3 separate regions of the Homo sapiens genome follow, and regions 1 and 3 are each linked to region 2. A link is an interaction called in ENCODE POLR2A ChIA-PET data of the cell type or tissue named here. Cell type or tissue: MCF 10A. All regions are shown on one strand. Region 1 overlaps APBB2 (amyloid beta precursor protein binding family B member 2). Region 2 overlaps APBB2 (amyloid beta precursor protein binding family B member 2). Region 3 overlaps APBB2 (amyloid beta precursor protein binding family B member 2).

Evidence for each region. ChIA-PET counts read pairs that join two places held together with the same protein. Peaks named below come from ENCODE experiments on the same cell type or tissue, not always from the same donor. Only the 100,000 strongest peaks of a DNase experiment are listed, where the experiment ranks them.
Region 1: POLR2A ChIA-PET joins it to region 2 with 23 read pairs; 5 of 35 experiments call an interaction of 5 or more read pairs at or near these places.
Region 3: POLR2A ChIA-PET joins it to region 2 with 34 read pairs; 5 of 35 experiments call an interaction of 5 or more read pairs at or near these places.

Annotation. Positions count from the first base shown.
Region 1 is chr4:40,995,477-41,003,476 of GRCh38, reverse strand. All of the region lies in intron 6 of APBB2 (amyloid beta precursor protein binding family B member 2), which reads left to right. Among named protein-coding and RNA genes, the nearest start is that of APBB2, 220 kb to the left of the region's middle. In MCF 10A, no CTCF peak of the experiment used is centred here; a DNase peak (open chromatin) is centred at 4,586.
Region 2 is chr4:41,117,438-41,125,437 of GRCh38, reverse strand. The region is part of intron 2 of APBB2 (amyloid beta precursor protein binding family B member 2); the gene reads left to right. Among named protein-coding and RNA genes, the nearest start is that of APBB2, 93 kb to the left of the region's middle. RefSeq lists enhancers at 124-812, 1-886. In MCF 10A, no CTCF peak of the experiment used is centred here; DNase peaks (open chromatin) are centred at 257, 4,767 and 5,017.
Region 3 is chr4:41,180,584-41,188,583 of GRCh38, reverse strand. All of the region lies in intron 1 of APBB2 (amyloid beta precursor protein binding family B member 2), which reads left to right. Among named protein-coding and RNA genes, the nearest start is that of APBB2, 30 kb to the left of the region's middle. In MCF 10A, no CTCF peak of the experiment used is centred here; no DNase peak of the experiment used is centred here.

The DNA.
Region 1 (8,000 bases), 120 kb after region 2:
AAGATGATACATGCTGAGGTTCTGGGTGGACATGAATTTTCGTGGGTATATGGTTCAACCCAGTACAGACATCTTACAGATAATTCCTTAATAGATGCAACATGGAGGAGATGTGAAAGAATGTTTGCGAGAATTATATTCAAAATTTTCAGGAAGGAAAGCTCATAGTTGCAGGTCTTGTGAGACTTTGAGTGGAATATACTGTAAGGGACTTCTAGATAGTTTGGGGTTACCTTTGTTCAAAGTCTTCATTGTAAAGATGAGGAAATTTTGGTGTGGACTGATGAATCCGAAACTACAACCTCAACTGAGATTGGGAATAAGTGTGGAAATGGTAGAAAAACATGATAAAAATAAAAGATAAAAACATGATAAAGACATGGCAAAGCTTAATATTTAGTAGTATGGCTCAGTTCTGGAGGGTGGCATAGTTGAGGGGTGCTGGCATATGGAAATGGCTTTATTCCTTTGATCAAAGCTTAGAAACAGACAGACAAGACTATCAGTAATAGCCATGTTTTTCTTATGTTAGTTCAAGAGACATTTATTTCTTAGGAAACATAGGATTTTATTAAGGAGCTATGCAGAATATAAAATAAAAGGATATGACTCTGACTTTAGGGCACTACAAAGGCAATATGATGCCATAAAGCATCAGAGATCACAAACAGCAATACTGAAGAACGCACAAACTCACAGGCAGATTTTGTTCCATGGACAGTGTTACAGAAAATGCTTAATTAGATGCCAGTGCTTAGAAATTGAGATATTTTACATAAAAATAGAGGACCTCTCATTCCTCTTGTAAATTCAGAAATCTCACAATGCTGAGCTCAAATGCCAAAGAGACAACAGTCAGCAGCAGCCCCTTTAGATGGGTCCTGTCCCCTCCAGCTCAAGGCATTGAGCTTGCAGCCCCCTGCTCCCACTATCAATGGACTTAGCCATTGTATACACATGGAACTGTTACGGTAGAAGAACCAGGCTAATGTTGATCTTGCCTGTTACAGCTGCATACAAGTGTGATGCCATAGTAGCAGCATCCTTGGATCTACAGTCTTCTTTTAATCATAGTCATCCTAGTCTCAGTCCCTTGCCTTCTGGTAGAATCAAAGTGTGACATGAACTGTTAAGCAAAACGTGCTTGAAATTTCTAAAGACATCTCTAGATGACTTCTCAGAGTCTTCCATCTGTTAATCTGGTTAAGAAGAGGGAAAACATTAGCTTTTCAAAACCTAGGATGTGGGTGGTTCATAAATTTTGTGCTCAAGTCTGACTCAGTTAATATGCCCAGTTTGCTTTCATAAATGTGGGGGTAGTTACCAGTTACCCTTGTAATTTATTTATTGTGTTTCCTCATTAGAACCCTTGGGTGCAAAACAGTGAGATAAAAGCTTCATATTCAAACAGATTTGACTGGAAAAATCAAATAATTTGACTATTAGAAAACCATATATGGTTAGCATTCCATGTGGAATGGTCAGAAAGTGAGAGAATGAGATGACCCCAGCCATTGGTGTTGGTACCTAAGAGGTGAGCTGATGCTTATTGTGTGTAAGCTTTTGTCTTTTTCTTTTTCTTTTTCTTTTTTTTTTTTTGAGGCGGAGTCTCACTCTGTCACCCAGGCTGGAGTGCAGTGGCGCGATTTCGGCTCACTGCAAGCTCTGCCTCCCGGGTTCAAGCGATTCTTCTGCCTCAGCCTCCCCAGTAGCTGGAATTACAGGCACATACCACCATGCCCGGCTAATTTCTGTATTTTTAGTAGAGGCAGAGTTTCACCAGGTTGGCCAGGCTGGTCTTGAACTCCCGACCGTAGGTGATCCGCCTGCCTTGGCCTCCCAAAGTGCTGGGATTACAGGCGTGAGCCACCACGCCCAGCCTGTCTTTTTCTTGAGCTTTTCATAGACTTACTCTTGAATATAATTGGATTTCATCCTCACAAAAATTCATCCTTAGTATAATTAGATGTTGTTAGTTGATATTTTTCTCCCTGCGTGTTACTTGAAGAATTCTTCATATAGAACTACACTGAATTGGTATATCTGGGATATCATAAAGGTAGATCTTTATCCTATAAATGGCTTGTTGGAGAAGCTGGTTTTGTTGTGTTGTTTATTACCAGAACATGTTTTCTCATATACATGATGGTGTATGTGATGGTTAAGGTATACAAGGTGGTTTGCCCATGAAAGTCTATTTAATCTCTAACAGACATGAAGAGTGTTATTAATAGAACCTTTCCCCAAAATGTTGTAGGGGAAAATGTCCCAGTTCCATGTGGAATTGTCAGAAAGTGAGAATGGAGATGACTCCAACTCCATGCCATTGGGAAGGGGCTGATGGGAAGTGTACCAAAGGAAGTTCAAGAACTGATGGAGGCCTCTAGGGATACTTCTCAGTAATGGACTAGCTCTGCAGTTCCTGCTTTGCTTTACAGTGGGGGACCTCTGACCAGTGTTTCCATTCATCCCTTGCTCTCTGTGGACAAAGAAGCTATTCCACAGCCTGTGCTCTTCCCTTTCTCCAGAACAAGCCTCAGCCTCTTCCAGGATTTCAAAGTGGCTTTCGTCTTTTAGTTGATGTCCTATCTCTCTCTCTGTCTCCTTTTTTTTTTAACTTTGTGTGCTTGGAACAAGGGCCCCAAGTTAGAGAATGGACTCTATGCAGAACACATCAGAGAGAAGCCGTTTCATCTCAGGCTCATTATATCTTTAATGGAAGATTATTGGATTGGTAATAATCTGGAATGTGATATGTTAACCTTAAACCACTCACAGAGTTCCTTGCAGTCCATGAATGTCTCTTATATGCTAGGAACTGAGTTTAGTGCTCTGGACGATTTCAAAATTGAGGGACAATATTTCCATCAGGGAACTCATGGGTTCCTTCTTCAAGATTCAACTCTGATGACATTTACCACTTTCTGTGGTTTAGGGTCAGACATCCTGCTTGTTCTAGCTCCATCACTTGCTTAACCTGTGAGCTCCAGGTTCCTTAATCTCTAAAATGAGAATAGTAATAGTAGTAATCTGCTTTATAAGATTGTCACATATAGCCCTTGGTACAACAGCTGGACCACAGAAAGCATTTTTTGAAATGTTAGCTGTCACTAGAATTACTGCCTTATTTCTCCTAGGAGAAGGAAAGTTTCCCAGGATCTAGGCCAGTTTGACTTTGCCCTTTTTAAATATTTATTTATTTATTTATTTATTTAGAGACAGGGTCTCACTCTGTTGCCCAGGCTGGTGTGCAGTGGCGTAATCACGGTTCACTGCAGCCTCAGCCTCCCTGGACTCAGGTGATCCCCCTACCTCAGCCTTCTGAGTAACTGTGACTACGGGTGCACACCACCACACCTGGCTAATTTATACACACACACACACACACACACACACACACACACACATACACACATATATATACATATACATACACACACACACACGTTTGTTTTTTTTTTGTAAATACGGGGTTTTACCATGTTGTCCAGGCTGTTCTCAAACTCCTGGGCTCAACGGCCTCTCAAAGTGCTAGGATTATAGATGTGAACCACTGTTCCCTGCCTTTTTTTTGTTAAGCCCCAGAAATAAGTTCTTACAATAGGTATTTATGTTTGAATGATTAGCACGACAATTAAACAATTATTTATACTAGTGGTAGAACAAATTCAAGGTAATAGCGTACCTCCAAGAAGTTCACAATAGTTAGGGAGATGCATAAATCCTTTGCTTCTCAAACTATGCAGGAGTATGCCCTTGGGATCTTACTGAAATGCAGACACTGATTCAGTAGGTCTGGGTTGGGACCTGAGATTCTGCATTTTAAAAATTCTAATTTTCAGTTGTAGAAATTTGCATTTTAAATAAACTCTCAGGTGATATTGATACCCCTGTTGCTTAGACACTTGAGTGGTGAAACTGAACTGTAAGCTGCAGAAAGAAGGAATCCAATCTTTGTTCCCTGCCATATCCTTAGTGCCTAGAATAAACAGTGCCCAGGACATTCTTCTTATTTTTACTGATTTACTTTTGAGACAGGTTGTCTGTCACTCTTTGCCCAGGCTAGAGTCCAGTGGTGCAGTCACAGCTCACTGCAGCCTCAACCTACTGGGCTCAAATGGTCCTCCCACTTCATTTCCTGAGTAGCTGGGACCACAGGTACATACCACCAGACCTGGCTGTTTTTTAATTTTTAATTTGTAGAGACAGGGTCTCCCTATATTGCCCAGGCTGGTTTCGAACTCCTGAGCTCAAGCAATCCTCCTGTCTCAGCCTCCCAGAGTACTGGGATACAGGTGTGATGCAGAGTAGTAGGATACTGTATCTCAGGATACCTGGCTCCTGAGACATTCCGGTGTTCAATAAATATTGTGGAATAAATATAATTACCTCAAAATATAGTAGTCCTTGTTCACAGTTTCACTTTCTGTGGCTTCAGTTACCTGCAATACACCGAGGTTGGAAAAAATTCCATGGAAAATTCTAGAAATAAACTATAAGTTTTAAGCTGCACACCGTTCTCGGTAGCGCAATAAAATCTTGTGCCATCCTGCTTCATCCCGCCCAGGATGTGAGTCATTGCTTTGTCCTGCACACCCATCCTGCCTATGAAACCGACCTGTGAGTTGCTTAGTAGCCGTCTGTCTCTGTTTCCAGATCAGCTGTTGTAGCATTGCAGTGCTTGTGCTCAAGTCACCCTTATTTTACTTAATAATGACCCAAAGCACAAGAGGAGTGACGCTGGCAATTTAGATATGCCAAAGAAAAGCTGTAAAGTGATGTTGTTTTATGTATTTGAAAATCTCTTTAATGTACGGCTTCATCAAAGGCAGCTGAATTTGCTTATCTGCCTTTATCCTTAGTGTATCTCAGTAAATTTGGTTTTGGTTGAAGTAGGTAAAGAAAACCCTGCTGGCCTAATACAGATACATAGGTTAAAAAGGGACGACTATTTTAATAGTTGTTCAGGCAATTGTGGATATTCTTTTTTGATGTTACACCAAAATTCCATAATTTCTAATTTCTTAAAGATTAGTTTTAATGTGGAATCTGAAATGATAATAATAAGCTTGTTTGCACTCTTATATTAAAATCTATTGGTCTGTCATACATTTTGAGTGGATATTTATCCATACATAATTTTATAACATCATGCGTTGGTTATTTGGAACATATTGGTTCAGTGAGTTATGAAGATCTTCCAAATGTTGAAACATTTCATTATGCAATATGAAAATATTACATCTGTGAATCTTAACCATCTCATTAGAAAAGTCTTCCATTATTGGGAAGCTGTCAAGCTCACTGTGATAGATACAAGTTTTCCAAAATTCTGATTTTTGCTTAAAAGCTTGCATTTGATCATTGCCAACAAATAGTGTCAGTTGTTTTCCTTGAAGTGACAGGTCCACCTCATTTATTTTTGTGAAAATGTCTACCCAATACCCAAATTTGAATAACCATAGTTTGTCTGTCAGTTGTTCTTTCACGTAAATGAGGTATTGTGTGGAGAAGCAGCTAGTTCAACTTGCAACTCAATCACGTGTACTTTTCCTTGAAATGACAGCCCTACTTCAGTATGCCATGGAAGCACTTTATGTGTACCTTCATTAAAAACATAATACTTTGGGGTTGAGATTTAATAAAATTAATAATTTTTACCGCTTCAAGGACGTTATTACATTGGGGAACACAATAACCACTAATATAGCTTATGCTACTGTCTTGCTTCATGCTGAGATGCCAGCAATGTTATCATTTATTTTTTGTGCCCTATCACTTAAATGTCAACACAGTGAAAAGGGTTGTAAATAACATCTGAGTGTTATGAAAATAGCTTCAATCTCTGAGACTCCTCGAAGTTCCCTTTGGGAACTTCTGCTCTAGGTATGAGGATCAGTGCTCTTAGCAATTTGGTTGGAAAGAAGAGTCTTTGAAGAATGATAACTGTGAGAGAGAAAGTCAAATAGGTAGGTAGAGGCCAGAGAATGTGCTAATGTACTTAACTGACCTTGCTTTTGTTAATGAAACATGAGTGATGCTTATGAGAAAAGGAATGCCCTTTGTAAGGTAGAGTTTAAAGAAAGTATATCTGATATTGGTGGCTAGAATATGTTTGTGGGGTAAAGTGTTAATGTTGCTGAAACACCAGAGGTTTGGTCTAGGACCTGCTGCTTGACGCACAGAAAGCCATTTAATGAGATGAGTATTGCCAAGTAAGAAGGCTTTAATCGGGTGCTGCAGCTGAGGAGATGGGAAATCAGTCTCAAATGCATCTCCCCGACACACTAAACTTAGGGGTTTATATAGTAGGGAAGAAATGTAACCACATGTGGGAAAACAGGAATTAGGGAGGTGTAAGGAAGAGGAGCTGGTCAACAGGAAGCAGGTGGTTGGATAGGCAATCATGATAGGTGAGGGTGAGGGGTCTGGCATCTCATTGTCCATATGCAGCGGTCATGTAAGTTTCAGCTCCTTCATGCTATCTGGGAGGCTTGATGGTTGAGTTCCTGAAAAAGGAACTCAGCTAAGACAAAAGTAACTTTTTCAAGTTTTAAGACTGGGAGGATCAATTTCTATGTTTATTCAAAGAAACCATAAATATCAGCACTGTGGGACAATTGGGTCAGTTTCAAAAGGAGGCAGGTGATTATGAGAGTTTTACAGTAATTTGTTTAGATTATGAGGACTGGACAAGATTAGTAGTTTTAAAAATAGAGTGGAAGTAGAGGAAAGGATGAATCTCTAGAATTTAGTGATTGATTGGATGTGGGTGGAGAGGGAGTGAGTAGAATCAAATATGTCAGATTTTCAAGTTGAAGACTAAGAAAATGTTAGTTTTCAGAAATAGTAGAGATGGGAGGAGGAGCTAATTGTTGGAGAAAGATGATGTGTTTGATTTTAGACATGTCAGTTGAGATGATGTGGGAATAATAGCCAAGGACTGACATCCTCAAGATAGAGTTGTCGTTTTTAGGGAGAAGTCAGAGAGATTCAGACTTTGTCACCTGGACACCAAATTTCTGCACCCTGTCTGGGACTCGTGTATGTCCTTTATTTTAACCAAGATTCAGAGGGGTGATCAGATGAGGATGGGGTGGAAACATGGGTGGCTTAAACAGATTGGGTGTTATTAGAGAACTGCCTTAAAAAACAAAACAAACAAACAAAAACAGTGAAATACTTATAATGGTTTAACCAGTCTTCGTTTTTCCTCATCTTAAATATTAAATTCAACTTAGCCATAGTTCTAGAAAAATGGCTAGATATCTCATTCACCAATGAACTCTCAAATACAGTGATGACACATCCCATTTCTCTCATTTCTAGTTCTCTACAGTAAAGTGAAGGGGCCACTTGTAGAAAGACAAGCATGCTTGAGCACTCACAAACTGATGTTCAGAATCTCTGCCAAGTGAGACACTCAACAGATGTAACCTCAGTGAAATAACTGTGGCCAACAATCTAGCTAAGAGGCTCTAAAACCAGGCATTAAAAGCAGATCCATGGCGGGGCACGGTGGCTCACATCTGTAATCCCAGTATGTTGGGAGGCTTAGGCAGGAGGATCTCTTGAGGCCAGGAGTTCAACACCAGCCTGGGCAACATAGTGAGTCTCTGTTTCTGTTAAAAAAATGTTTAAGGGCTGGCACGGTGGCTCACACCTGTAATCCCCAGTACTTTGGGAGGGTGAGGCAGGAGGATTACTTAAGTCTAGGATTTCAAGACCAGCCTGGGCAACATGGCAAGACCCTGTCTCTGTAAAATTAAAAAATTAGCCAGACATAGTGGCACATGCTGGCGTCAGCTACGTAGGAGGCTGAGGTAGGAGGATTTAACTCAGGAAGTCGAGGCTGTAGTGAGCTGTGTTTGTGCCACTGCACTGCAGCCTGGGCAACAAAGTGAGTCTGTTTCAAAAAAAAAAAAAAATTTTTTTTTTTTAAACATTAGCCAGATATAGTGGCACATACCTGTGGTCCCAGCTACTCAGGATGCTAAGGC
Region 2 (8,000 bases):
CAGGATATTTAAAATACCTGGAGACCTAAAGTGAAGTACTCTCATTCTCTATTTTGTATCTAGGGCCACATAGATGTGTTTGATGTGAATCACACCTCTTCATTATGTGTGGCCGACTCTTCTGAGTAATACCATGAAAAGTGCTTCTTCAAATTCCATATCTTCACATATTGCTGTTATGTAAGAGGAATGAGACTATTATAATTGAGTGAAATTTAAAATCTTGTGCTTTAAGTTATGAAATAACATGCTTTTGGCTATGCCATCCTGCAACCTGGCCTTTTCAGCAAATTTTGTAGCTTGTGGGGACAGATGACCCTGAATTCCAGCAGCACCTGCAATCAAAATAGTTCTCATTCCAGGGCCCACACAACAGGGTGTGTTTGAAAGTACTTAAAAGGAAAGTGTAGGCAACGCATTGTACCCTTAGTCATAAAACATTATCCTGGAATTTGCCTTGCCCCAAAGCTTGGGAAGCCACCCTTTTCTCCCTATCCCAAAGTTTCATTGTAATTCCCATTTCTGAAAAGAAAGAAAGAGTACGATGGAATTTCTTCACTAGGATGGCAGATTGAAGGTACTTAGGTGAGGAAAGAGACGCTAACAGAGCTTGTGTGACAAGATGACCAAAATCTGGGTGGAAGGATAGTCTTAGAAGAGTGATTAAGTGATGTTTATTTACCCAAATAAACTATTTTTCCAGCCAATTATAACAAATGCATTTATTCCATGTTTAATCAGTTGTAGAATATCCAGCAGATTCATGGGGTAGAATGTATTTTATCAAGACAAAAATAGCCAGCTTGAGAAATGATTTAAACCAGAGATCAGCAAACTACAGCTTGGAGGCCAAATCCAGCTTGCCACCTGTTTTTTTTATATGGCCCATGAGCCTAGAATGGTTTTTACATTTTTAAATGCTTGAAGAGGCCAGGCGCGGTGGCTCACGCCTGTAATCCCAGCACTTTGGGATTTGGGGAGGCGGGCGGATCACGACGTCAAGAGATCGAGACCATCCTGGCTAACACGGTCTCTACTAAAAATACAAAAAATTAGCCGGGCATGGTGGTGGGCGCCTACAGTCCCAGCTACTCAGGAGGCTGAGGCAGGAGAATGGCGTGAATGCGGGAGGCGGAGCTTGCAGTGAGCCGAGATCACGCCACTGCACTCCAGCCTGGGCGACAGAGTGAGACTTTGTCTCAAAAAATAAAATAAATAAAATAAAATAAATGCTTGAAGAAAAGTCAAAAGTAGGAGAAGAATTTTGTGACAGCTGAAAATTATAGAAATTTGTATTTCATTGTTTATAATAAAGTTTTATTGGAACACAGCTGTGTTCATCTATGTATGAGGATATTCCGCACTGTATATCAAAGCTCTGTGGGCAAGCTTCTTCCTGCTGAGGCAGCACAGCTTTCTGGATGGCCATGAAAAGCAACTTTCATGGTACAGCAGCAGAGTTGAGTATTGTCACAGAGACTCTAGTCCACACAGTGTTCAGTTATTTACTGTCTGGTCCTTTACAGATATCTCTGCCCTTCCCTGCTAGTTTAAGCAATCGTTTAAATTTACTTGTGGTTTTTTTTTGTTTTGTTTTGTTTTTTGGTTTTTTTTTGTGAGACAGAGTCTTGCTGTCGCCCAGGCTGGAGTGCAGTGGTGCCATCTCGGCTCACTGCAACCTCCGCCTTCCAACTTCAAGCAATTCTCCTGCCTCAGCCTCCTGAGTAGCTGGTACTGCAGGCGCATGCCACCATACCCAGCTAATTTTTGTATTTTTAGTAGAGATGGAGTTTCACCATGTTGACCAGGCTGGTCACAAACTCCTGACCTCACCTGCCTTGGCCTCCCAAAGTGCTGGGATTACAGGTGTGAGCCACCACACTCAGCCTCTGAATTTACATTTGATCATATTTTTGATTGTTTACTGTGCAGTGTGCTGGTTTTGACATGCAGGGTGGAATATCCTCATGTTGGATGGCAGGTTATTCCATAAGCTCATCTTTTAATAGAAACAGAATCCCTTCAATGTAATCTGCAAAAGATAACCACTGAGCATCTCCTTGGTCACTGGAAATTGAGCCACAACCATTAAGAAAGTGGACCAGCTGTTCTTTCTTTTCCCTCTCTGACCGACCGAATCATTCATTTATTCAACAAATATTTAGTGAGTGCCGGCTGTCTGCTTGCCACTGTTCAGCCAGTGACGATGAATGGTGAGCCTAACAAAAGCCCCTCCTTGGGGACCCTACATTCTCATAGGAGGAGATGGATCGTAAGCACTGGGGGGAAGAAGCACCAGGAAGAAAAGACAAAGGGGGAGAGAGAGAGAGAGAGAGCTGGGGCAAGAGAGGGCTGCTGGAGATGTGGTGCTGGGCCAAGGCTTTTGGCCACAAGAATCAGGTGAGTAGGAATTTGTGACATGAAGACTCAGGAGGTGGCATTCCAGGTGGAGGGAACTGCAGGGGCATAGGCCCCCAGGTGGAGCCAGTGCGGCGTGTTTGAAGAATGGGAATGCTGTTCTGGAGGCCAGGGCAGAGGTGAGGACAGAAAAATATTGGTGGGGCGAGGGACAGGTTTCGGAGGGCATGGCACGGCAGGGCAGAATAAGGACTTAAAACATTTTTAATTCTGGGAGAGACGAAAAGGCTTTGAGCAAAGAACTAACTTGATCTGGTAATGTTTTTTAAAAAAATCACTGAAATTACAAGATATATCCTCTGCCTTGTGGTTTATTGCAGATAATGGCATTTTGTGGATTAAAAGAAAGAAAAACCCTTTCAGTTCACCAGCCACAACAGTTAGCTTTAAGAGTGTTATAAAAGTAGGATCAAAACAATAGGAATTACAGGCCAGGATCTTCTTAGGGGAGTGTTCAAAGCTTCAGGTATCCATATCAGTCCAGGTCCCATAAGAAAACAGGTGGCATATGGTAGGTAATGGGAAGACAATGGACTCTAGTGTGGAGGGAATGCCACTCCTACCTTGGTGCTTCAGGACAATTAATCTGCTAGTGTTGTTTAGAATGGATTGAAGAACAGAGGGGAAGAAGGTAGGGAGACCAAATTGTTTCATTAAATTATATAAAAAATTTTCAAAAAAAGTCAGCTTCTATTGTGGAGGAAAACTATTGTACAGACCCCAGTCAGAACAGTGAAGATACTTGTACTGTCCTCAAGTGTCATTGTACTTGTTGATTAACATATATTAAAAACAAGCAGGTGTGGTGGCTCACACTGGTAATCTTTGCACTTTGGGTGGCCAAGGCAGGAGGATTGCTTGAGCCCAGGAGTTTGAGACCAGCCTGGGCAACTTAGTAAGACTCCTGTCTGTACAAAAAATAAACAAAATTAGTCAAGCCTGGTGGTGTGCCCTGTAGTTCCACTACTTAGGAGGCTGAGGTCAGGGATTGCTTGAGCTCGGGAAGTCAAGGCTACAGTGAGTCGAGATGGGGCCACTGCACTCCAGCTTTGGTGACAGTGTGAGACACTGTTTCAGACACACACACATACACACACACATACACACATACACACACACACACACAACCAAAAAAGGAAGCCATATATTAAAAATGTTGCCATAAAAAATATTGGGGACAGGGTATATAGGAGCCACAAAGACGTGGCTGCATCCGGGGGCTAGTAATAGCCAAGCTCCTCCCACTCCTAGGCCTGAGGGGTGAGGGAGGAAGCAGTTTCCAGGGGACCCTATATAGAGAGCCACCTGACAGGACCCAGGGAATATGGTGGGAAAGGATTTGGCTGAACCAAAATGGGAGCCAGTGGGCAAGACAGCCTGTTGTTAAATGGGTCAGCTTCCCAGAACACACAACACGGTGGCAGAGTAGAGGGCAGGTGGAGGATTTCCATCCTAGGGGACACCTCAGGAGTCTTAGCTGCATCCCAACTCTGTCGCTTTCCCTCACTCCCACCACCAGCCACACCACAGATGCGCACGCATGAGCGTGTACACACGCACGCTCCCAAGTACCCTCTGGTATTCTTCCATTGCTTTTCTGACCAGGACAGAGGAACTATTTATTAATTGTGAAATTTGAGGACATTTCTCATTATTTTTGTGGTATTTGATGCTATAATATTTGCAAGACAAGGAACATGTGGGTAGCTCTACGCATTCCATTTTCCATTCCTGATAAAAATTCAAAGCACGTATGTTACTGATGCTAGAGTTAAACATTTTATTTTTTAAAAGTATCATTTCTAATTGGCTGCAGAAGGAAAAATACAGTAAGCAGGACATTAAAAATCTTGGGGAACTATATTCAGTTTTGGCTATTCTGGTTACAAACAAAGCAAGCATTGAATTTTAGCCACTTCAAACAGTTTTCGTTTTCCACCGTTGAGCATGTTAAAACTGTGAAGACACAGAAGTACCATTCAGTAAACTGCTTCTTTCAGCAGCTTCTGTGATATCCCAGTACTTTGGAAGCCTTCCATTTTCTTTCAGGTACAAGAAGTTAACACCCTGAATTAGTCACTATCTGTGTATATAAAGCCAGGAGCTTTATATTTTGTACTGAGGCAGAGCTGAAGTTTTTAGATAATTTGATCTTTTAAAAATATTTGACTTTTCACTTGATTTAGGTTCTGAGAATCAAAGGTTCTACTAACAAAATGGTCAACTTGGCAAAGAGAAATATGCAGAAGTCAATTTTAGGCTGTATTTTGCAAGAGCGCGGTGCCTGTGAAAGCAGCCCAAGCTGTACGGATGGTGAAACTCATTTTTCTCCCCTACTTTTTCTGGAATCTGGCCAAAAATTAAGTATCGTGGCACATTTTCTCAACAATCTTGGCCCCAAATTGGAGGGCTGGCTCAGGGCCCCAGGGGAAAAGAAAACTCCCTTTTCCATTTATGATTATCAGCCATGTTATAAAACTTAAACATTATTTTAAGGTCAAGGAAAATAAGTCACCTTGAATTTCCCGTAAGTTTTGAAGCACTGGAACGAGGTCTGTTTTTGTTCCTTGGCTTTTGCTCATGTGTCGGTTTTGCAGCACAGGATCAGTCACGTGGTTGTGGGGCCTTTGGGGTTGAGGAGCTTCCACTGCATGCAAAGGCACTTTGTTAACACAGCGGGACCTGGGTGAGTGAGCCAGGTCCTAGGCCTGAGTCGGTTTATATAATTCTGCTCAGGAGATTGGAGGCATGAACAGATAGGTGGCCTGCAGAGAAAGAGAGAACCTCCATGGATGACAAGAGGACTGTGGAAAATTATTAAAAAATGAGAGGGATCCTGTCTTTCTGGTGGAGAGAGTGAAAACACAGCTGGCATGGAGCCAGGCCTTGAAGGATCCTGAGGAACAGAGTCACTAGTCGTGGATTTGAATGAGTTCTGTGTCTTGACTTCAACTCGTAAGCCTCCGTTTTCCTCATCTATATAATGGTGATGACATCTTTACCACCCATATCACGGTATTTTTATGAGGCTAAATTACAGCATGGAACACAAACCATAAAATACCCGAATGCTGTTACTTATTATTGTCATGAATATTATCAAATGGCATCTGTTAAATATTTATTTTTGATGCTTGTTATCACATTTGTAGTTTTCCAGGAGTTTGATCTAAAAAACACAGTTGCTGCCACTGATGGTGATTTCTTAGGCCAGCTCCACATAGGAAGGTTTTTATATGTGGTAGACTTTTTATATGTGCAGATCTCACAAATGCAGTGTGGAGTCTCTTGTTACAGTTGAGAGGAGTCTCTGGACAGGGTATGTGAAAGGCTGAGCTCCCTTCTTTAGGCAGGAATCGGATATAGTATGGTGGAGTATGTTAATGTACAGACAGACGCTTGAAGTTCTGGGTTTAAGATTGTCTATAGAACTTGGGAATTGGGACTGCGATTTTTAAGGAAAAAAAAATTGCCAACTTTTTTTTTTTTTTTTTTTTAATGGAACTTCCTAGAGCCTTTCTGGGACTTACTTTACTTGTTAGAGGAGTAGGAGGTGTGGTAAATTCCTTCCTGGGTATGTTAATTAAAATGTAGTGAATTAAGCTGGAGAACTTGGAGCCCGAAACATGTTAGTGTTGTATAAAAGGAGGAATATAAATGCATGAGATTAAGTTTAAAAAACACGTGCCACACATTTAGCTAGAGATCCTAGTTCAAACTCACTCCCCCAGTCGGCCCCATTCACACGTTTCAGTGCCACCTTCTTTGTTAAAGACGATAGGACTACACTTCTTTGGAATTAGTTTAAGAGGTAGTTTATAAGCCAGTCAAGAAAATTGACCTCATGTTCATGCTCTTAAAAAAAAAAAATCAATTATTTTTGAGACAGGCCTCACTCTGTCACCCAGGCTGGAGTGCAGTGGCATGATCTCGGTTTGCCGCAGCCTCAACCTCCAGGGCTCAAACCATCTTCCTGCCCCCTCCTCCTGAGTAGCTGGGGCCACAGGTGCGCACTACAACGCCTGGCTAATTTTTGTATTTTTGTAGAGTTGGGGTTTCGCTGTATTGCCAAGGCCAGTCTTGAACTCCTGAGCTTAATCATTTTGCCTGCTTCAGCCTGCCAAAGTGCTAGAATTACAGGCGTGAGCCACCGCGCCCGGCCAGTCTTAATTTTTTTTAAAGCATTTTTAGATTTACAGGAAAACTGAGCAGATAGTACAGGGTATCTCAATACTCCCTCACCTCCCTTTCTCTTTTTTTGTATCTTAATATGGTATGCTTGTTATAATTAAGCTATATTGATACGTTTTTATTAACTAAAGGCTATCAGATTTATTCAGCACATATAAAAAGTACCACATATAAAAACCTTCCTATATGAAGCTGGCCTAATAAATCACCATCAGTGATAGTAACTCTTTTTTTAGATCAAACTCCTGGAAAACTACAGATGTGATAACAAGCGTCACAGACACATAAATATTTAATAGATGCCATTTGATAATATTAATGACAATAATTAACAGCATTCGGGTATTTGACGGTTTGTGTTGCATGCTGTAATTTAGCCTCATAAAAATACCATGATATGGGTGGTAAAGGTATCATCATCATTTTATAGATGAGGAAAACGGAGGCTTAGAAATTGAAGTCAAGACACAGAACTCATTCAAATCCACGACTAGTGACTCTGTTCCTCAAGATCCTTCAAGGCCTGGCTCCATGTCAGCTCATTCAAATCCACGACTAGTGGCTAATTAGATCAGATTTCCTTAGGGTTTTTTGTTTTTGTTTTTTGTTTTTTGTTTTGATAGGATCTTGCTCCATCACCCAGGCTGGAGTGCGTGGTACAATCATGGCTCACTGCAGCCTTGATCTCCCAGGCTCAACTGATCTTCCTTCCTCAGCCTCCTGAATAGCTGGGACCACAGGTATGCCCCACTGCTCCTGGCTAATTTTTTTTTTTGTTTTGTTTTGTAGATACAGTTTCTCCGTGTTGCCCAGGCTGGTCTTGAACTCCAGGGCTCATGTGAGTCTCTCCCCACTTAGCTTCTCAAAGTGCTGGGATTACAGATATGAGCCACTGCCCTCAGCTAGATTTCCTTAGTTTTGACCTGAGTCAAATACTGTCCTTTTTCATTTGCCACTTTATCCCATCATGTAGAACAGTTGCCTGACACATAGTGACTTTGCACAGATGTTGTTGAAATAAAGATGCTCTGCCTGCCCTTGAGTTGGTATAATAGAGTAGGGAAGGATCAAGCCATGGTGCAAATGACACCACACTAGCGCTTAGGAATTTGGAAGCAGATGGGGCTGAGTGGGAATGAACCCTGGCCCTACCATCCACCAATCCTATGACTTGGGCAAGTCACCCATCCTCTCAACCTGTTTTCTCACCTGTGAAAAGAAGATGATAATAATTCCTAGGCCAGGCGTGGTGCCTCACGCCTGTAATCCCAGCACTTTGGGAGGCCAAGGCGGGTGGATCACAAGGTCAGGAGTTGAAGACCAGCCTGGCCAAGATGGTGAAACCCCATCTTTATCAAAAATACAAAAATTAGCTGGGCGTGGTGGTGGGC
Region 3 (8,000 bases), 63 kb before region 2:
GGCAGATTAGGGTCCTGCTTTCTGGCTCATAGATGGCCATCTTCTCACTGTGTCCTCACATGGCAGAAAAGGGCCAGAAAGCTCGTAGAGGATCTTTTATAAGGGCACAAATCCCATCCATGAGGGCTGTACCCTCGTGATCTAATCACCTCTTAAAGACCCCACCTCCCAGTACCATCACATTTGGAGTTGGGATTCCAACACATGAATTTTGGAGGGGAACAAACATTCAGTCTGCAACAGGCACCACAGCTGGAAATCTTCCTGCCTCTTTAAGATTCTTTTCTTTTACTTCATGGAGGTAGCTTGTCAATAGGGCTGGAAATGTCTCTGGAACCTGTTTTCTTTTTCAGTCCCCAGATGTCTTCATTTTTTTCTCACCTTCATGATGGCAAAGCCTGCTAATTGGTTGTTCTGTCTCTAGATTTTCTTTTCTACAAGCCAACCTCCACATGTTCCCCTAGAATAGAAAGATACATAACTAAAAGCACCTATCACAGTTTATAGGCACTTTAATGTGAATTGAATGGAAATCTGATTTAAAACTGGCTGTATTATACAGTCTAAACTCTTTTGCATAAATATGTATTGGAAAGAGTTAAGGAGTAATGATTTTTCATGCTATTGAGGATCTCATTTGGGAAAAATATAAATATATAAATCTCAATAGATGTTTATGTATGTATACACATATATACATACATGCATACATAGAAACTTTTTTCCTTTGCCTCTGCAGTGAGATTTGGATTACAAAAGAAGCTAAAGTACAAATGGATAACTCATGTCACATAAATGAATTGAGAGTACTGTCTGTTTAAGGATCTTTCAGTTTAGATTTTAAAAGTTTTGGTTGATAATAATAAATAACTCTTGGTTGGCACTTAACAGTTTATGAATGTGTATGTGTGTACATAAATGTCTGTGTTGCTTATTTAATTCTTACAATGACCATGTTCAATAGATAGTATTACAGTATTCTTTTTTGCAAATGAGGAAATAGGGTCTCTGATGAGCTGAACAGTCGTCCAGGGTAACATGAATTGTACTTGATGGTTTGGTAAAGATAACAAAGCCTTCTGAATTCATAGCCCATGGTCATTAAATTCATTTATCTCCTATCTGTGTATGACTTCTGCAGATAAGCTCTGAACTTAAGTTTGTGTGTATAATATTAGCCTATTGGTACAACTGTGTATTATTAATGTTGTTTGTTTTTCTCAAATTTAAAAGACTCTTATCTTTTTTCATGTTATAAAAATGGCATGGTTTTTAGTAGGAAACACAGCAGTAAATAACAAAGTATAAAAAGCCATTTTTTAAAAAATCACCTGAAATCCCACCATTTTGATAGGTGTTACATTTTAATATTTGGCAAGTAAAGGACTGCTGCCTTTTGCTACCTGAGATCTTATTTTGTATCATTGTATCTTCACTTCATTAGGAAAACAGTTCTTACAGAAGCTCATCTCTGACTTGATTTTATTTCTGTGCTGGGGTTGTTTGCTAAAACTTGAAATAATCTTAAATGAAAACACAAAATACAAAATAGCATTCTCATATTGATGATTCCTATATGTGTGCAGAAGCTAGGAATTTTAGTGATAAAATTAAGTTCTTTGTTGCTATGCATCTTAAATATTTGTTTGCATTTCAAAGGAACATATAGTACAGTCAAATGCATGGATTTGGAGTCTGACAAGTTTAGGTATCAGCTCTGGCTTCATAATGTCCTAGTTGTATGGCATTGAGCATGTTTATCGATTAATACCTACCTGATAGGGTTGCTGTGAACACCCAACAGTGCAAAAGTAGTTGTAGTTAGTAATAATAATAGTGCTGTATTAAATGCATTTTTTACTCATGATATTTTCAATTTATGGTGGGTTTATTGCAATGTAAGTCAAGGGTATGGGTAATGATGGTGCTTTATTTCTAGTCAGCAGTAATTTGTTTCCAGATAAAGTAGAGATCTGAACTACAACAGTGGTAATACTGAGTGTTTCCATAGGATTGTATAGACTCTGCATTTTTTTGAGTGAAACAGTTGTTGACATAGTGTAAGGGTTGACACATTGTATTTTTGAACTTCTTGGAATCTGCTTAATGGCAAACAGGTTGCTGAGAACCGAAGGTCTTAGCTGCAAAGTGAGCATACATACACAGCCCTGCAAAGCTAGGTGCATACCAGACAAGTGAATAACATACTAATTATTATCCTACCTTGGTAGTAATAGAATTGTAGCTTCAGGCACTATGTAAGACCTAGCTTTTTGAGCTGGCAAAATAGTGATTACTATTTTTAGTTCAATTTCTGCTCTTTAAAAAAACATAGTATACTACTTGCTACTCCTGGATGGTTTTATGTATTTTAATTAATGTTATCTTATTGCATTTGTACCCTGAGGCTGCTTTAGTGAAAGATATAATTTCAGAAGGCTGATGAAATTAGATAGGTCTGACTAGGAAGACTCTGTTATTCATATTTATGGTTATAAAATATTTCGGGTACATCTGTGTAAGACATTCTTGTGCTATAAACATACAGACACTGTTGTGAATCAATTTGCCTTAGAGTGTGGTAGAGTAGTTACAGACCAGTATAGTAGCTCTAGTGTGGGGGTGATTTGTTGTTTTTGTTGGGGGTGTTTTTGGTATTAAACATGACTTTACATTTTTCACTTGAAATCTCATCGTGCAGTGCTGTGTAAAGAAATGAAAGTGATTCTAAACCAAACACACACAACACTCCTCAGCTCTATTACTTTATAGTCAGGCTTAACACATTCTGATGGAATTGGCATGAAGTACGTGACCAGGTAGAAATCAGCTTTATTTGGTCTAAATGACTAGCCGGTTATAGGGCATGGAAAATCTATTTTAAATCACTTTCCAGAGCCAAATGCAATTAAGATGTTGCAATAAAGTGAAGGCCAATTCTCTGAGAAAGAAAGAAATACTATTTTGAATGAAAAAAATACTATTTTATTTGACATAGTCAATAAAGAAGAAAAGCTATAATAAACTATTTATAATGATAATGTGCAGAGCAGAGTTTTCTTTGAAATGGGAGTTAAGAATTACATAAAGGTGTCACAGAGTGATTGAACAGTTACTATACAGCATATTCCCTACCTTAAAGGTTAGGGTCCTGAAACCCTCTTTATGGTAGATCTTGTGGTTGTGAAATTTGAAATCTTAGGGGGAAAGGTCATGGGCATCAAGAGAAGAAGTGAACCTTAGGAAAACTTAGTACACATTGTTTTTAAGATTCTCTGAAATCAATAGCAATGTGCATTTTAGAAACCTCACACAGCTTCATTGTAATGCTGTGTATTCCTTTTGCTTTGTGATACATAATAACCATATTAAGATGCTTTTGTTGTATCCAGGGGCCAGTCATCTATCCAAATACTTATTGCCCTTTCTTCTTTCTGCTCTCCTTCATCCATCCATATATTTCCATTCAATCATTTCTCCTTTCCTGCGAGGTGCCATTTTAGGCTTTGGGGATACAATGAAACAAAGTTCCTGCCCTCAGTAAGATTACACTCTAGTGAAGGGAGATAGATAAGTGTCTCAGGTTGGATTCTCCACAGGCGGACGCTGAAATGGAGTTTGGGAAGCAGGATGTTTATTTGCGATCAATTCCTGTGAACAGGAGGTGGAAGGAGAATTGTGCAGGGGAAGAAGCTGAGCTGTGATGCAGGTTTGGCGGAGTCTCTGCCAACCTTCCAGAGAGCTCTGCAGTGAATGTCACCTCTCAGAGTGTCCCACACAGAGGTGTGGACTACCCTGGGAAGGATGTGACCTCAGGCAGGTGAGGCTGCACTCTGTAGCCAAGGCTGACCCCAAGGAACTGAGTCATGGACGCTGTTTACCTGCATTTGCTCAGCAAGTTCTTTCTTTATTGGGGGATCTAGCAATGCATCTCCCAGTCTGCCACAATAAGTACTTAAAGTACCTGGTGGTGACACACAATGGAGAAAAATAAAGTGGATGAGGGGGACAGACAGTGTTGGAGGGAGGAGAAGGCCTTAAGGAGCTATTTAAACAGAGGTCTAAAGGAATTAAGGGCTCTGGGGCAGAGTGGTCTAAGCCCAGGGAAGAGCTAGAGCAAAGGCTAGACATGAGCCTGGCCTGTTGGAGGAACAATAAGGGGGCCAGTGTGTGAGCTAGGGTATGAGCATGTAGGGTCTTTTGGCCATTGCCTTTTATCCTTTATGAGGTGGTGTATTACTTTGCTAGGGCTGCTGTAACAAACTACTATAAACTGGGTGGCTTAACCCAGGGGTCTTCTACCCCCAGCCAGGGATACTGGTCTGTGGCCTGTTAGCAACTGGGCCACACAGCAAGAGGAGAGTGGCAGGCCAGCGAATGAAGCTTCATATGTATTTACAGCCGCTCCCCATGGCTCTCATTACCACCTGAGCTCTGCCCCCTGTCAGATCAGTGGTGGCCTTAGATTCTCTAAGGAGCACGAATCCTATTGTGAACTGCACATGTGAGGGATCTAGGTTGTACGCTCTTTATGGGAATCTAATGCCTGATGATCTGTCGCTGTCTCCCATCACTCCCAGATGGGACCATCTAGTTGCAGGAAAACAAGCTCAGGGCTCCCACTGATTCTACATTGTGATGAGTTGTATAATTATTTCATTATAAATTACAATGAAATAATAATAGAAATAAAGTGCACAATAACTGTAGTGCGCTTGAATCATCATGAACCGCCCCCTCCCACCCCCTGCAACTCCCCCAGTCCATAGAAAAATTGTCTTCCATGAAACAACTTCTTGGTGCCAAAAAGGTTGGGGACAACTGGCTTAAACAACACAAATTATTGTTTTACAGTTCTGGAGGCTGGAAGTCTGACTCAGGTTATTGGTAGAGTTGGTTCCTTCTGAAGATCATGAGAGAAAGAGAATCTGTTCCATCCCTCTCTCCTAGCTCTTGGTGGTTTCCTGGCAATATGTGGCATTCCTTGGCTTATAGATCTCTGCCTTCATCTTCACATGGTGTTCTCCCTATGTATGTGTCTCTGTGTCCAAATTTTCCCTTTTTATAAGGACATCATTCATATTGGAATTGGGGCCCACCTAAATGACCTCATCTTAACTAATTACATCTGCAATGACATTATTTCTGAATACGATCACATTCTGTGGTACTGGAGGTTAAGAGTGTAACATATGAATTTTTGAGGGACACAGTTCAACCTGTAACAGGTGGAAAGCCGTCAATGGGTTTTGAGCAGAGGAATGATGCAATCCAACTTAGGTTTATAAAGGATCACTGTTTTGTGGAGAATAGAATGAAAGGAGGAAGCAGAGTCATTGTAAAAAGCCAGGCGAGACAATGGTGATTGCTGGGCCAGGGTGCTAGAGAGGGCGGTGGTGTGGACAGGTTCCAGATATAAGGTACAGCTGACAGAATTTCCTTATAAATTAGATATGGACTGAGAGAGAGAGAAAGAGAATGTAAGCATAGACAAGGATGGCTCTCCTGGGCAACTGCAAGAATGGAATTGCCATTTACTGAGATGGGCAAGGTCTTGGAAGAAGCCAGTTTGGAGGTACCATTAGGAGTTTGATTTAGGACTTAGGTTTCTGATGCTTCTTAGACATTGGTATGGTTAGGCTTTGTGACCCCACCCAAATCTCATCTTGAATTGTATTCCCCATAATTCCCACATGTCAAGGGAGAAAGTAGGTAGAGGTAATTGAATCATGGGGGTGGTTTCCCCATGCTGTTCTAATGGTAGTCAGTGAGTTCTCACAATATCTGATGGTTTTATAAGGGGCTCTTCCCCCTTGGCTTGGCACTTCTCCTTCCTGCTGCCTTGTGAGGAAGGCGCCTTGCTTCCCCTTCACCTTCTGCCATGATTGTAAGTTTCCTGAGGCCTCCCAGCCATGCTGATCTGTGAGTCAATTAAATGTCTTTCCTTTATAAATTACCCAGTCTCAGGCAGTTCTTCATAGCAGTGTGAAAACAGATTAATATAGCTATTCATGTGATGATATTGAATAGGCAGTTGGATATATGAGAGATTCTGGAATCCAGAGTTCAAAGAAGTTTCAGCTGGAAATGTGATTTGAAAGGCAGCTATGTTCACCACTATACCACCAATACTGGAGATGTGATTTATAAATCATGAATTTGTAGAAGGTGTTTGAAGCTGTGAGATTAACCAAGGTTACCTTGGTGAGATCACCAAGAAGGCAGGTACTGAATGTTCGCAATTAGAGTAATCATTCAGTAGAATGAAGGTTCAAATTGACCATTGGCTTTGGCAACATGGAGGTCATTGGTGATCTTGACAAGCAGTTTTGATAGAATGGTAGGAATGAAAGCCTAATTGGAGTGAGCTTAATGGGAGGAGAGAAATGGAGACTGTAAATATAGACAGCCCTTGACTTTACAACTGTCTCTCCCTTGTTTATCCTGGAGATGCGGAGTCACTAGGATGCTAGAGATGGAAAGATCTTTATGTGACCTTCTTAGAAGGGAAGTTAGGTACTTCTCACGCCTCCTTTTCTGTTACAAGGTTATTTAACTCTACAGAGTAAAGATGGCTTCATGCCAAAGTATGTTATGGTAGTCCCTTTCTTTTTTCTTTTTCTTTTTTTTTTTTTTTTTTTGAGACAGTTTCACTCTTGTTGCCCAGGCTGGTGCAATGGCGTGATCTCGACTCACCGCAATCTCCACCTCCCAGGTTCAAGCGATTCTTCTGCCTCAGCCTCCTGAGTAGCTGGGATTACAGGCATGTTGCCACCATGCCGGGCTAATTTTGTATTTTTAGTAGAGACAGGGTTGCTCCATGTTGGTCAGGCTGGTCTCGAACTCCTGACCTCAGGTGATCCACTCTCCTCGGCCTCCCAAAGTGCTGGAATTATAGGCGTGAGCCACTGTGCCCGGCCATGCTAGTCCCTTTCGAGCAAGTTCTAGCTCCTTTCTTCCTAACAGGATAGTATATTAATACTGAGTTCTTAAGGAGTAAGAGTGTGTTAGGCTTACATAGAATTAGTCATGAAGTCATAAGGGAAGAAATATTTGACCTAAAAGGATGTTTACTGCGATTCACTTGCATGAATAAAGAAAATGAAGAAATTATACATAATTAGCTCTTGGGATAATTTACATCCAAAAACAATTTTAAGCACGTTTCAATTTCTTCTTTCACGTGTCTTAAAATCAAGAGTTATAAGCAAAGTATAATTAACCCACTTGAGTTTCATCGTCTCCCATTATCCAAGGTAAGGGAGCGGAAGACCCAAAAAGGCAACCGAAAGAGTAGCGTGAAACAAAAGGGCCCTTGAGTTGTAGCCTTGCCCCTGGCAACTTCCCCAACTCCCCACAATGGCTTGGTGAAACAGTTTAGGAAAAACTCTGTGCCTGCTTGGAATTGAATGTGGGTGAAGGTGTGAACTTAAGCTTTCAGAAAACCTGTGCAATTTCATAATCAAAGGAGATATTAAATGTTTAGTTTCTACAAGGCCATATTAGCTCTTAAAAAGATTTTTTAAATGTAATTGATGGGATTAAATTTGATCACTGACGTTCCTGCTCTTTTGAAGAGAGCACCTATTCTGTTAACCCATAGGATTCATTTGATCAAATGTGATTTTTTTTTAGATGAAAGGGACTTCTTTCAGGGGTTCATTCTTCTCCACTGAGTTCACAGAGGGAAAAAAGGAAGGAAGTAGAATTAAACTATACAATGAAAACAGCTTTGGATTTAATACAGGAGAAGCTTTTCTTAATGAGGCCTCTTGAGGATGGTCATAGTGTAGGATTTGTAAATCATTCCCTTGTAGACAATCAAGGTAAAGTGATCAGGAGTCCTTGAAGGTGGGAGGTCATTCTGGTCCACTGGAAGACACAAGAAAACATGTGCCCACATTTACTGTTTAGTAGTTTTTGTTTTTTTGTTTTAGAGACAGGGTCTTACTCTGTCACCCAGGCTGGAGTGTAGTGGTGCGATCATAGCTCACTGCAGC